Linked DNA regions of Homo sapiens: regions 2 and 3 are each linked to region 1. The links are chromatin contacts, found by Hi-C or POLR2A ChIA-PET in ENCODE. All regions are on one chromosome and are shown on one strand. Each heading gives the region's core, a stretch centred on a gene start or an enhancer-like site at or near the end of the contact. The rest is flanking DNA. Distances are from core to core; before and after follow the strand shown. Region 1 holds the start of BPNT1 (3'(2'), 5'-bisphosphate nucleotidase 1). Region 2 holds the start of WDR26 (WD repeat domain 26). Region 3 holds the start of DEGS1 (delta 4-desaturase, sphingolipid 1).

Evidence for each region. Hi-C counts contacts between places; a loop is a spot of excess contacts on that map. ChIA-PET counts read pairs that join two places held with the same protein, here RNA polymerase II (POLR2A). Pooled maps may share reads with other maps.
Region 2: a loop to region 1 is called in a map of CD8-positive, alpha-beta T cell, with 5 times the contacts of the local background. The contact joins the promoter of WDR26 here to the promoter of BPNT1 in region 1. A Hi-C loop is called at or near these places in 2 of 168 maps with a recorded cell type or tissue (CD8-positive, alpha-beta T cell and naive thymus-derived CD4-positive, alpha-beta T cell) and 4 of 50 pooled maps. POLR2A ChIA-PET finds 5 or more read pairs at or near these places in 2 of 52 experiments (activated B cell and activated T-cell).
Region 3: a map with no recorded cell type shows a loop between it and region 1 (7-fold over the local background). The contact joins the promoter of DEGS1 here to the promoter of BPNT1 in region 1. A Hi-C loop is called at or near these places in 1 of 37 single-sample maps with no recorded cell type and 7 of 50 pooled maps. POLR2A ChIA-PET finds 5 or more read pairs at or near these places in 1 of 52 experiments (Caco-2).

The regions. Positions count from the first base shown.
Region 1 is chr1:220,087,734-220,091,755 of GRCh38, forward strand. It overlaps BPNT1 (3'(2'), 5'-bisphosphate nucleotidase 1), which reads right to left and starts at 2,055. Exons shown (of 9, transcript NM_006085.6): 1 at 1,953-2,055. RefSeq lists an enhancer at 2,166-2,355.
Region 2 is chr1:224,432,438-224,436,459 of GRCh38, forward strand. It overlaps WDR26 (WD repeat domain 26), which reads right to left and starts at 2,360. Exons shown (of 14, transcript NM_001379403.1): 1 at 1,247-2,360. The coding sequence starts at 1,968. It also overlaps a transcript of CNIH3 not described here. RefSeq lists a silencer at 2,339-2,738 and an enhancer at 3,079-3,268.
Region 3 is chr1:224,180,912-224,184,933 of GRCh38, forward strand. DEGS1 (delta 4-desaturase, sphingolipid 1) reads left to right here and starts at 2,329. Exons shown (of 3, transcript NM_003676.4): 1 at 2,329-2,507. The coding sequence starts at 2,426. RefSeq lists enhancers at 1,505-1,654, 1,508-2,338, 1,915-2,004, 2,339-3,168 and silencers at 2,155-2,354, 2,455-2,834, 2,995-3,074.

The DNA.
Region 1 (4,022 bases), core at 805-3,304:
ATGAGCAAATAAACAAGAACGGGCAACACCTACAAAGAGAAAAGCACTGGCCATTAAATACATAAATACTCAGCTTCACTAATTATGAAAGAAATGCAAACTAAAACAATGAGAAATGATTATTTTATTTTTAATTAATTAATTAATTTATTTATTTTTTGAGACAGAGTTTTTGCTCTTGTTGCCCAGGCTGGAGTGCAATGGCGAGATCTTGGCTCACCGCAACCTCTGCCTCCCGGGTTTAAGCGATTCTCCTGCCTCAGCCTCCCGAGTAGCTGGGATTACAGGCAAGCATCTCCACACCTGGCTAATTTTGTATTTTTAGTAGAGACAGGGTTTCTCCATGTTGGTCAGGCTGGTCTCGAACTTCCGACCTCATGGCCTGCCTAAGCCTCCCAAAGTGCTAGGATTACAGGCGTGAGCCACCGCGCCGGGCCATGATTGTTTATTTTTAAGATTGGCATAGAAAAGAAAATTTGGCAGGGCACGGTGGCTCACACCTGTAATCCCAGCACTTTGGGAGGCCAAGGCAGGTGAATCACCTGAAGTTAGGAGTTCAAGACTAGCCTGGCCAACATGGTGAAACCCCATCTCTACTAAAAATACAAAAATTAACCAGGCATAGTAATACAAAAATTACTCAGGAGGCTGAGGCAGGAAAATTGCTTGAACATAGGAGGCAGAGGTTGTGGTGAGCCGAGATCGCGCCACTGCAGTCCAGCCTGGGCGACAGAGACTCCGACTCAAAAAAAAAAAAAAAAAAAAAAATTGTCGCTGAATGCAGTGGCTCACACCCGTAATCCTAGAACTTTTTGGGAGGCCAAGGCTGGTGTATTGCTTGAGCTCAGGAGTTCGAGACCAGCCTGGGCAACATGGCAAAACCTCGTCTCTACAAAAAAATGCAAAAATTAGATGGTGTGGTGGCACATGCCTGTAGTCCCAGCTGCTCGGGAGGCTGAGGTGGGAGAATCACCAGACCCTGGGAGGTCAAGGTTGCAGTGAGACATAATGGCACCACTGTACTCCAGCCTGGGGGACAGAGCTAGAACCTGTCTTAAAAAAAAAAAAAAAAGAAAGAAAGAAAGGCTGGGCGCGGTGGCTCACGCCTGTAATCCCAGCACTTTGGGAGGCCGAGACGGGCAGATCACGAGGTCAGGAGATCGAAACCATCCTGACTAACACGGTGAAACCCCGTCTCTACTAAAAATACAAAAAAAATTAGCCAGGCTTGGTGGTGGGCGCCTGTAGTCCCAGCTACTCGGGAGGCTGAGGCAGGAGAATGGCGTGAACCTGGGAGGTGGAGCTTGCAGTGAGCCGAGATTGCACCACTGCACTCAAGCCTGGGCGACAGAGCGAGACTCCGTCTCGAAAAAAAAAAAAAAAAAAAAAAAAGAAGGAGGAGGAAGGAGGAGGAAGAAGAAGAAGAAAAAAGAAGAAAGAAGAAGAGTTTGTCCTTTGTCCAGTTTGCAAGGGTGTGAGGGAACATGTTCCTGAGCATTGTTGGCAAAGCGGTGAACCCTCTTAGGAGAGTTTTGAGAACCTTAATAAAAGTATAAAGTACGTATCTTTTGAACCAACAATTATATTTACAGAGAAATCCAAATAAATCACGCAAACCTATAAATATGTAGAAATGGCAGTTGGAAGAATATTTGCTGTTTAAAGAAATTTAATTTTAGGTACCAAGCAGTTTCTAAATTTGGGTGCATCAACAAACTCAATGTCTAGGTTTGTCTTGTTTCTACAGTATATGGCTATAAAAACCTTCCGGATCACGAAAATAAAAGCACAGATAAACAATTAAAATATCGACACTCAAGAGTCCAAGTCGGAAGTTAGAATATCTGGAGAAGCAATCTGATTCACATAAACCTTTTTCGTTTTATTTTTTTAACATAAATCCTATCTACCTGGCTCTTGCCCTGACCGGCCGGAGAGAAACGGTGACAAACCTGGAACAACGTTGGACCAAAGACACTTCAGGAGGAGCAAAAGCGCGTTATCGTAGACCCAGGTCCCTCGTTGTGTCCAGTACCGAGCTTTGGCACTGTCAATAAGTCTTTTGAGAAGGATGGCATCCCTACCTCAGCTACTGAGCATGCGGGAAACTGCGCGCAAGCGCACAACAGCGATTTCACACTGCCTCTTTAGACTCCTGATCCGCGGGAAAATTCCACTTGTCCGTGTTTTCTCCAAGCTCTCCGTAGGTGCAAGTCACCTGTTGCATTAAATAAAAGCGAAAGATGTGTCAACTTTCAAAGATTGGCTAAAAAAAGAAAAAGAAGAAGGAAAGAACACATTAAGCCAGCAACAGTGTGTTGAAACAAAAAAAAGATTGGTTTTGGTTTCAGCTGTCTTCCAGCCCACTTCGTAGAGTTCACTGTTTTAAAATGTTCTTTGTATTAGTGATACCACTCTGCGGCTATTTAACTTCGAACCCCTAGCGGTCCGTGGACAGGCTTCAGCAGGTCCACCACACACACCTCCACCTCCCACTCCCCACGCAATAACACAGCAACTTTATGCAGAATTGTGTCAAAGATGCTTGCTTACCTTTTTTTTTTTTTTTTTTTTTTTTTTTTTAAGCGATAGATAGCTTGCTCTGTCGCCCAGAGTCGATTACGGCTCACTGCTGCCTTCCCACTTCTAGGCTCAAGCCATCCTCCCGCCTCAGCCTTCCGTGTAGCTGGGACTACTGGTGGAGGTGCGCGCCACCACACCCAGCTAATTAAAATATTTTTTGTGTACAGATGGGATCTTTTACTGGGGGGCGTGGTTGGGGAAGGGGGCAGTGTCTCATCCTGTCGCCCAGGCTGGAGTGCAGTGGCGCAGTCTAGGTTCACTACAACCTCCTCCTCCTGGGTTCAAGCGATCCTTCCTCCTTAGCCTCCCAAGTAGCTAGGACTACAGGCGCGCCACCACGCCGGGCTAATTTTGTTTGTTTTTTAAGTAGAGACGGGGTTTCATCATATTGGCCAGGCTGGTCTTGAACTCCTGACCCCAGGTGATCTGCTCACCTCGGCCTCCCAAAGTGCTGGGATTACAGGTGTGAGCCACTGCGCCCAGCTTAAAAAGGCTTTTACGTCTTCATTTGATTTTCACAATAACTCTGTGAGTTAAGTAGACCCTTTTTGGGAAGTGGAAAAATATACATAACTTAAATTATATTACTTTAACCATATATATATATATATATATATATATATATATATATATACACACACACACACACACACATATATACATATATATATTTTTTGAGACGGCGTCTTACTCTGTCGCCCAGGCTGGAGTGCAATGGCTTGATCTCGGCTCACTGCAACCTCTGCCTCCCAGGGTTCAAGCTATTCTCCTGCTTCAGCCTCCTGAGTAACTGGGACTACAGGCGCACACCACCCAGCCCAGCTAGTTTTTGCATTTTTTTTTTTTTTAGTAAAGACGGGGTTTCACCATGTTGGCCAGGCTGGTCTCGAACTCCTGACCTCATGATCCGCCCGCCTCGGCCTCCCAAAGTGCTGAGATTACAGGCATGAGCCACTGCACCTGGCCATACTTTGGTTTTTATAATTAAATTGTATAATTACATGACAAGTACAAATGGCTTAAATAAAGACAAACATAATGCAAGGTAAGCTCAACAAGTGAGAATAGAAATCTGCAGTCATCCTAAAGAGTAGCCATCTCCCAAGTGTTCATTGTATCCTCTCATAGGTTTTACGAGAAAACGGCATAGTTGAATTCAGCAAGTTATGTAGAGGTTGGTTAGGAGAGTTTCTATGTAAATATATCTTTGTGCTCCTGGAAGACTATAGCTGTGATAGATCCCAGATGTGAAACCGTGGGTCAAAGATGAAGTGCATTTTATTTTATTTTTTGGAGATGGAGTCTCGCTCTGTCGCCCAGGCTGGTGTGCAGTGGCCTGATTTCTCACTGCAACCTGTGCCTCCTGAGTTCAAGCGATTCTTCTGCCTCAGCCTCCAGAGTAGCTGGGATTACAGGCGCCTGCCACCACTCCCGGCTAA
Region 2 (4,022 bases), core at 1,110-3,609, 4.3 Mb after region 1:
AAGTGAATTCTTCCTACCACATATTTGTCTTTGAGCACTTAAAAGATTCATCAACTGTATTTTCTTCCCTCATGTATTCTGGTATCTAAGAACCTTCATTTATCAGTCTATTTTTTGTGCTTATGTTTCAATGCTTTCTTATTCAGCTTTAAAACTTAATTTTTAGCTAAACAGTGCAATGATCTGCCTGAAAACCGAAATACTTGTGCCACTTTTAAAAAGTTCTGTTCTCCTCCCCACTCCCCAAGAAATCCATAAATGCAAAAGTACACATCGGCTAGCCTGAGAGCTTAATCTACACTCTGAATGTAGGAAACTGACTGCTGCTGCACGTCCTCCCCCCTTCATTTCATTCTGACTCCGTCTCTTGCACCTCCTTCATCAGGCACTCCCACCAATCCTACCTTCCACCCCCTTAGTTTTTCTTTGTGTGTATACAAAACGGTGGTTTTTGTCCAAGGTCGCTGTCTACCTTCACCCTATGTTAGGTATACAAGGCCACCTAAATTGTATTTGAAAACAAATGGTTCACCAGATCAGATGTCCCCTTTTCAGAGGCGATCATCTTCTTGGTATTAAACTGAGATTTCAGACTAGTTAGGGTTAGGCCTCTTGTACACACACACAAGGGCCTTTAAACGACATCAACACTGTATCTTCATTATTCGCATCAGATTTATTCAACAACCTCTTTCCAAATGATCCCAGCCCCTCCGTTCCCATAAACACTTGTAGGTGATTGTCTTTCCTGATTGGTAGTTTGCTTGGGTTGTTGTCTGCCACGGTTGGGGGTGGGGAGGTGTCCCACAAAGATGCCTCCAAGATACACTTGAAAAACAAATCCTCCAAGGTTCATTATTTCCACCAGCTCTAATCCACCCCTCCCCCAACACATACAGAAACACACTCCCGCATCTGTCTTTATTGACAGACAATTAAGCTCTGAAGGTGCGTGGGGAGAAGTCATTCTTTGGGTTTCTCCTAACCCTTCCTAACCCCTCAACGCCTGTCTCGTCTCACAATTTGTCAGACTGATTGATTTTCCCCTATTTCCTTTCAGGTCCGCTCCTCCTCCCCGGTCGCCCTGAGCCGCGTCCTCCTGTGTACTGGGTCCTGCGTGCCCAGCACTCATTCTCTTTGACCGAGCTCTTTCAAGCCCCCCTCCCCCCTCCGCCCCTTCCCCTACCCCCCTGGAGCCTCCGTCCCTCGGTCTGTCCATCACCAGCTGGCGGTAAGGGATACTTACTTGAGCCCTAAGCCATTCAAGTGCTGTCCTATTAGCCTAATGACATCCTCATCTGACTGGGAGAGCCGCTTCTTCTTCTTGAGGCTGCTGCCCAGTTCTGGGGTGGCCAAGGAAGAGGAGGCGGCGGTGGTGGCGGAGGCAGCTGCGACGGTGGCTGAGGATGCGGCGGCCGCCCCGCCGGGAACCCCGTTATTGACATTCAGGCTGTTGCTATTGTTGCTGGCGGCGGAGGGGGCGGAAGGCAGGAGCCCATTGGCGTGGGCCAGGTCCCCCGCGGACGACGACGACGAGGGGGACGACTCCCCGTTCTGGGCCGACAAGCAGGCGAGTTCCGGGGTCTGTCCCTGGCCCCCGCCGCCCCCTCCTCCTCCACCGCCGCCGCCGCCACCTCCTCCTCCTCCTCCTGCCCCATTGGCCTGCATGATGCTGCCGCTGACCAGGCTGTGGCCGCTACTTCGGTGGGGGACAGCAGCGGCGGCGGGAGGGGCAGCAGCCGGGGGAAGTCCCACCACTACCACCACGGAGGAGGAGGAGGAGGAGGAGGACGAGGACGACGAGGACGGAGGGGAGAGGCCTGCTCTGCCTGCCGAAGCCCCGGGCTCTCCTACTCCCTCCGCCGCCGAGGCTCGGGGTTTCTTCCGCGGGGGCGGGGAGGCTCCGCCGGTGTCCGAGTCGGAGGAGGAGGAAGCGGAGGCCAGAGTTTCCTCGCCGAGAGAGGCCGTGGTGGGAAGCCGGTGGGGCGAGGCGGGGGAGGGGAGGCGGGGGCCGGGGAGAGGGTCGGGGTGAGGGGGGCCGGGGAGGCGGGGAGGGGGTCAGGGTAGGAGGGTGAGGGTGAGGGTGAGAGGAGGGGGAGGAGGAGGAGGGGGAGAAGGAGGATCCGGGCCCTTTCCCCCCCCCCTCCCGGAGGCAGCTCGGGGTGCGCGGCCCGGGGGTCGCGCCGGGGGGCGCCGCGGGGCGGCTGCGGGGGCGCGGGGCCCGCCGCTGGGCTGAGCCCCGGCAGTGGCTGCGGCGGCGGCGGCGGCGGGCGGCAGCGGAGGCAGCTGCCGCCTCTGTCCTCGGATCCGCTCCGCTCTGCTCCCTGGTGTGTTGATTCTTCCCCCAGCTGCTGCCTAATGGAGTCCAGGCGCTCGCGTCACAGGAAATGCCTATACTGCCCTCCTCACTCACTTCCGGTGGCAGGTATGGAACCTATAGGGGGCCTGTCACCCAGCACGTGCATCGGGGGCTGTCCCGGGGGTCAGGGGAGGGAGGCCAGCGGGCCGGCGGGGTCCGCCCCGACCCCATCCACGACCCCGACTCCTATCCGATCCTATCCCCGGCCCCGCTCGGGCCTTTCCCCTTGCGCCCTGGCTCGGCTGGCTCGACGAGCAGTAAGTTCGTAGCCGCCCTCCGAAGCCGGGCGTGCATGGGATGGCAGAGTTGGCGTGCGTGCGTGAGTCCACCAGTGTGGCATGGGCATGTAAGGTGCGCGGAGGGACTGCACCTTCTCCATCAGGTGCAGAAGGTGAGGATGGGGCAGGGGGCTAGGAGCTTCGACAGGCAGGAACTTCCAGGCACAGGGCTGTGGTAGGCCCCTCTCAATGGTAACCAGGACCGAAATCGGGTTTCACAACCTACTTGTTTTAGGGTGGAAAAACTTGAATTTCCACAGCCAAGTGCCACACAGTTGCTGTACCCGGGGCCATCCCGGGAGCTGTGAGATAATGAGCCGGTGAGACTCTGCTCCACCCTGGGAAGGGGAGTTAGTCTAGAGGAGCATATCTTATGGGGACAAGAAGTCACAAAAAGGCTGTGTGGTGTGTAGAGAAGGGGAGGGACTCTGCTGTTGAGGCTTCACTCTTTTTTAGCACTTGCCCAGCACCTCCTTCTCTCTTCCAGCTGCCTCTTGAGTCACTGCCCAGTTTAGGGAGCAGTAACATAAACCAAACAGTTGCCTCCAAAATATGCATTCTGAGAAGGATTCAGGCACCCATTCAGATCCAGGCTTGAAATTTTTACGTGGCATGTGAGCCTTCTGTGTCATCATGACTTACCAATTTATGTGAATGTAGAAATGCAGCAACAAAGACTGGGCTGAATCTTAATCATTGGCAAATGGTGTGCATTATCCCCAAACAATTATTTTCATGTATGTGGTTGATAGCATCTATACTCAATATGTATAAAGATTTTCTCAGAAATTTAAAGTCTTTCTCTGAAGTAGTTTTCCTGTGGGGAGGGGAAAAAAAACACCTTAGTTTCTAATTAATACATCATACATCGCTGATATTTATTATAGTAATAACTGAAAGTAATTTTGAGGCCTTTGGAGACAGTTGTTTTTAAATTTGGAAATACAATAAAAAATGATGCTGATGAGAAATTAGTAAAGAATCCTGAGGTTTATGGATCCTCAGACAGGAAGAAGTAAGAGGAAGGTCAATGCAGGATCTTACAGGGATTTGGTTTTGTAGTTCTTACTGCTTAAATTTGCTTCCAGGTGGCAGCTGTAATTGCAAGGTGACTCACATACAGTGTTTATATTCACCTGAGGCCGACCTGAGTTCTAGTTGAGGTTCATAGAGCTCTGTCACTGTATCCAGCAGAGCCTGAATTACTAGATAGTTAACACCCTCAGAGAGCCCTGTTTGTATATTAACTTTAGACAACCTTATTATTAAAAGTGTTGTTTAGGCAAAATTTAATTTTTGCAAAATGGTTTATAATAATTTATTAGGCCCATAGCAACATTGAAGACTTGCTTCTGAATAAAGACTGTAGGTTTTATAAAGGAAAT
Region 3 (4,022 bases), core at 1,079-3,578, 4.1 Mb after region 1:
GGCCTCCCAAAGTGCTCAGACTACAGACGTAAGCCTCCGCACACCTTTTGGACTGGTGTGCCAGTTCACACATGCCTGTGATAGCAACTGCGTTCTGAACTGCAGGGATACATTTACTTGTCAGCACCTGAAAACTTCCTCCTGAGTTGAGTCCAATTATCAGCTTCATGTGCCATCTGCCAATCCAGATGAAACTTGGCAAATACAAAGCTGTCCTTTTCCAGGTGACACTCCCCACCTTCTTTTTCCTCCACCATTTCATTAACAACTAAAAAGCTCCTGCATGATCAGACCTGTGTATCTATCCATCATCAAATCCCACTCCTTTTTCGAGACTGGGACCCTCTGGAGGCTGACCCAGCCACGCATTTGCTAGCATGCCCTGCAGACATGACCCTCGCTGGGCTCTGATCAGCCTTCAGGCCTCCACTCCAGGTGTCACTGTTCTGTCTCCCCTCTGCTCTCACAGCCTTCTCTGCTAGATGTCTCAGCCGTGCTGGCCCTCTCTATTTCAGAAGTGAATGTACTGAGAGGGTCTTAGGGACTTATTAATAATGCTCCTGGGGTCGGATGTAGTAGCTCATGCCTGTGATCCCAATACTTTGAGATCACTTGAGCCCAAGCGTTTGAGACCAGCCTGGGCAACAAGGTGAGGCCCCATCTCTATCAAAAATTCAAAAAAGTAGCCAAGCATGGTGGTGCACGCCTGTGATCCCAGCTCCTCGGGAGACTGGGGTGGGAGGATGGCTTAAGCTCAGGTCAAGACTGAAGTGAGACATGAGGCCACCACTGCACTCCAGCCTGGGCAACAGAGCAGGACTCTGTCTCAAAAAAAACAAAACCCACTATAACCATAATACTATTATCACACTTAAGAAATTCATAATTCCTTAATATCATCACATATCCAATTGATATCTGAGTTCAATTATTTCATGTCAATGTTTTTAAACTATTTCAATCAGAATCTAAATGAGGTCAACACGTTGCAATTGGTTGGTATGTCTTTTAAACTCCTTTTAATCTACAGGTTTCTCTTTTTTTGCCTTGAGTTTCATTTATTAGAGAACCCAGACATTGTCCCATATAGTCTCCCAGAGTTGGATCTTGCTAGTTTCATCCCCACGGCCTAGTTTAACACATTCCTCTGTCCTTTCTATTTTCTTTTTTTTTTCTTGAGAGGGAGTCTCCGTCTGTCCCCCAGGCTGGAGTGCAGTGGCTCCGTCTCAGCTCACTGCAACCTCTGCCTCCCAGTTCGAGCGATTCCCCTGCCTCAGCCTCCTGAGTAGCTGGGATTACAGGCGCCTGCCACTACGCCCAGCTAATTTTTTTATATTTTTAGTAGAGACGGGGGTTTCACCATCCTGATCAGGCTGGTCTCGAACTCCCGACCTCAGGTGATGGACCCGCCTCTGCCTCACAGAGTGCAAGGATTACAGACGTGAGCCACCGCACCCGGCCAAATGTCCTTTCTATTTTCTATAAATTAACAGTCAGATCTAGGGGCTCGATCAGATTTGTGTGTGTGTGTGTGCCGTGTGCGCGTGCACAGCATGTTCTTTGACTAGGAGGCACACCTGCTTTGGTTATCTTCTTTTTGTAATCTTTAAGTTGCTCTTTGATGTAGACGTGGTAACTAATGTTGAAACAAAATTAGTTTCGTTTCAAAACCTTTCTTTCAGGAAGAGGTTGTGGTTGATTACTTCTGCGACAGGTAGATGCAAGGTTGAGCAATCATCTCTTAACAGAAGTGGTCACACTAGAATAATTCAAGCACAACAACAAATCCCACATCATCACCCCCTCTTAATAATGGTGTTTTCTTTTTACTTGATTAGCTTTTAATTGTCACGCACTCTGCATTTTTTCCCTGAGGTATTATTTCCAGAAGGCAGCGAAATATGACTCAATGGCTAATTTGCTTTTTAAAAATTAAACAAAACTTAGGCCAGCTGCCATTTAAGAAGGGCTCCGGGGCCTCCAGACTCGGTGTGACCGTAGCCGTGCCCGGTGCTCCCCTCGCGGAGGCGTTAGGGCGGCAGGTTTATCTCACTTGAGACCATTCCTTCCTTTTTCATCTTCTCCGGGCTCCGGCGCAGCAGGCCGCAGGGGCGGGCACTCGCAAGAACGCGGCATCCTGGATGGTGGCCGAGTCACCGAAGCTCAGAACCCCGCGTCCCAGAATCGCTGAGAGCCGGCCCCGCACGGGGGCCTGGGAGCGCCACGCGCCCTCCACCCAGAGAGGCAGGCGGGCGGGCCGGGGGGGGCGGGGCCTCGGGACTCCGCCCACGCCTCCGTCTCCTCCGCGCTCCGCCACAGCCGGCCGACACCACACCAGCCGGGGAGCCGCCGCCGCCGCCGCCACCTCTGAGCAGCCGGCTGGGAGCGAGAGCCGACAGCTAGTCTGCAAGCCACCGCTGTCGCCATGGGGAGCCGCGTCTCGCGGGAAGACTTCGAGTGGGTCTACACCGACCAGCCGCACGCCGACCGGCGCCGGGAGATCCTGGGTGAGGGCCAGCGGGCGCCCCGTTATGTGCGTGCGTGGCCTCCCGGCGCCGGGGCGCGCTCTCCCCTCGCGGGCCCTGCGCGGTCGTGGGCGCCGGAGGCCCGTTAGCAGCCTGCTCCCCGTCGCGTCCCGTCGCCGCTCGGGCCGCCAGCCCGCGGGTCAGCGCGGGAGAGGCTGGGCGAGGAGCGGGGGGAGGGACGGGTCCTCGGAGCCGCGCAGCTCCGACCCTTCCGCGAAGAGGCGCAGGCGCGTCCCCGAGCGCGGGAGTCCCCGCCAGGCCCACGCCGGCCGGTTGGGGCGAAGGGTGTCCCCGGCTGTGCCAGCCTTGAGTAGATCTTTTCGCTAGAAGATTCCTGTGCCCTCAGGTGGGCGCCCTTTCCTCTCACCACTCCCTCTCCTCCGGAGCGGGCCGAGGTGAGCGGGTGCCGGCCTTGGGGCTGCCTGAGTGCTAGGCAGGGTGTGGTCCTGGGCATCCTTGGGCCTACCAGCGAGCCCTGCTCAGGGTGTCGGGCGCCGGCGGGCAGTACTGGCGGGGGCGGCCGCAGTCCCGGCCTTGGGCCCGTTAAGGGGGCCGGCGTCCCTCCATATGCCCCCCGGGGCTTCTCGGACTTGATGGGCCCTGGTCGGTTCACGCCGCTTGTCCCATTGATCCTCACGACAAGCCTGGGACGTAAGAACGGCGGATTCGTAGGCATTTTTCATCCATCTCGGTTTTGTGGATGAAAAGACTGAAAATGGAAGACTTGCCAAATAAGGAAAATATGTGGCGTGGCCTGCTGGTCCCCTGACAGCTAATTGAGAGGCCTTAACTCTCCAGAGGATTCGGGCCTTCTGTGTTACATAGAGAATGCTCATCTCTCCCAGGCTACTCCTAATATGCTAGGGATTGTGTGGAATGCTTTACAAACATTACCCAATTTCATCCTCTTGGTAATTCTACTTGGTTGGTATTATCGCTGTTTTAAAAAATGAAATAAGAACGCGTGACTAAATGCTAGGGGGATTCTAATGCGCATTCGGTTGCCTCTTCCAGAGCACGTGTTTGTTTTTTGTTTGTTTGTTTTTTGAGACTGCACGTGTTTGTTTTTTGTTTGTTTGTTTGTTTGTTTTTTGAGACTGAGTCTCACTCTGTTGCTCATGCTGGAGTGCAGTGGCGCGATCTCCACTCGCTGCAACCTCTGCCTCCTGGGTTCAAGCGATTCTTCTGTCTCAGCCTCCCGAGTAGCTGGGATTACAGGTTCCCACCACTACGCCTGGCTAATGTTTGTATCTTTTTTAGTTAGAGACGGGGTTTCACCATGTTGGCCAGGCTTATCTCGAACTCCTGACCTCAGGTGATCCGCCCGCCTTGGCCTCCCGAAGTTTTGGGATTACAGGCGTGAACCACCGTGCCCGGCCAGAGCACGAGCTTTTTAACCTCTGTTGAGGAAACGGGGACCGGTCACGGTAGCTCAGGCCTGTAATCCTAGCACTTCGGGAGGCTGAGGCGGGAGGATCGCTTCAGCCCAGAAGTTTG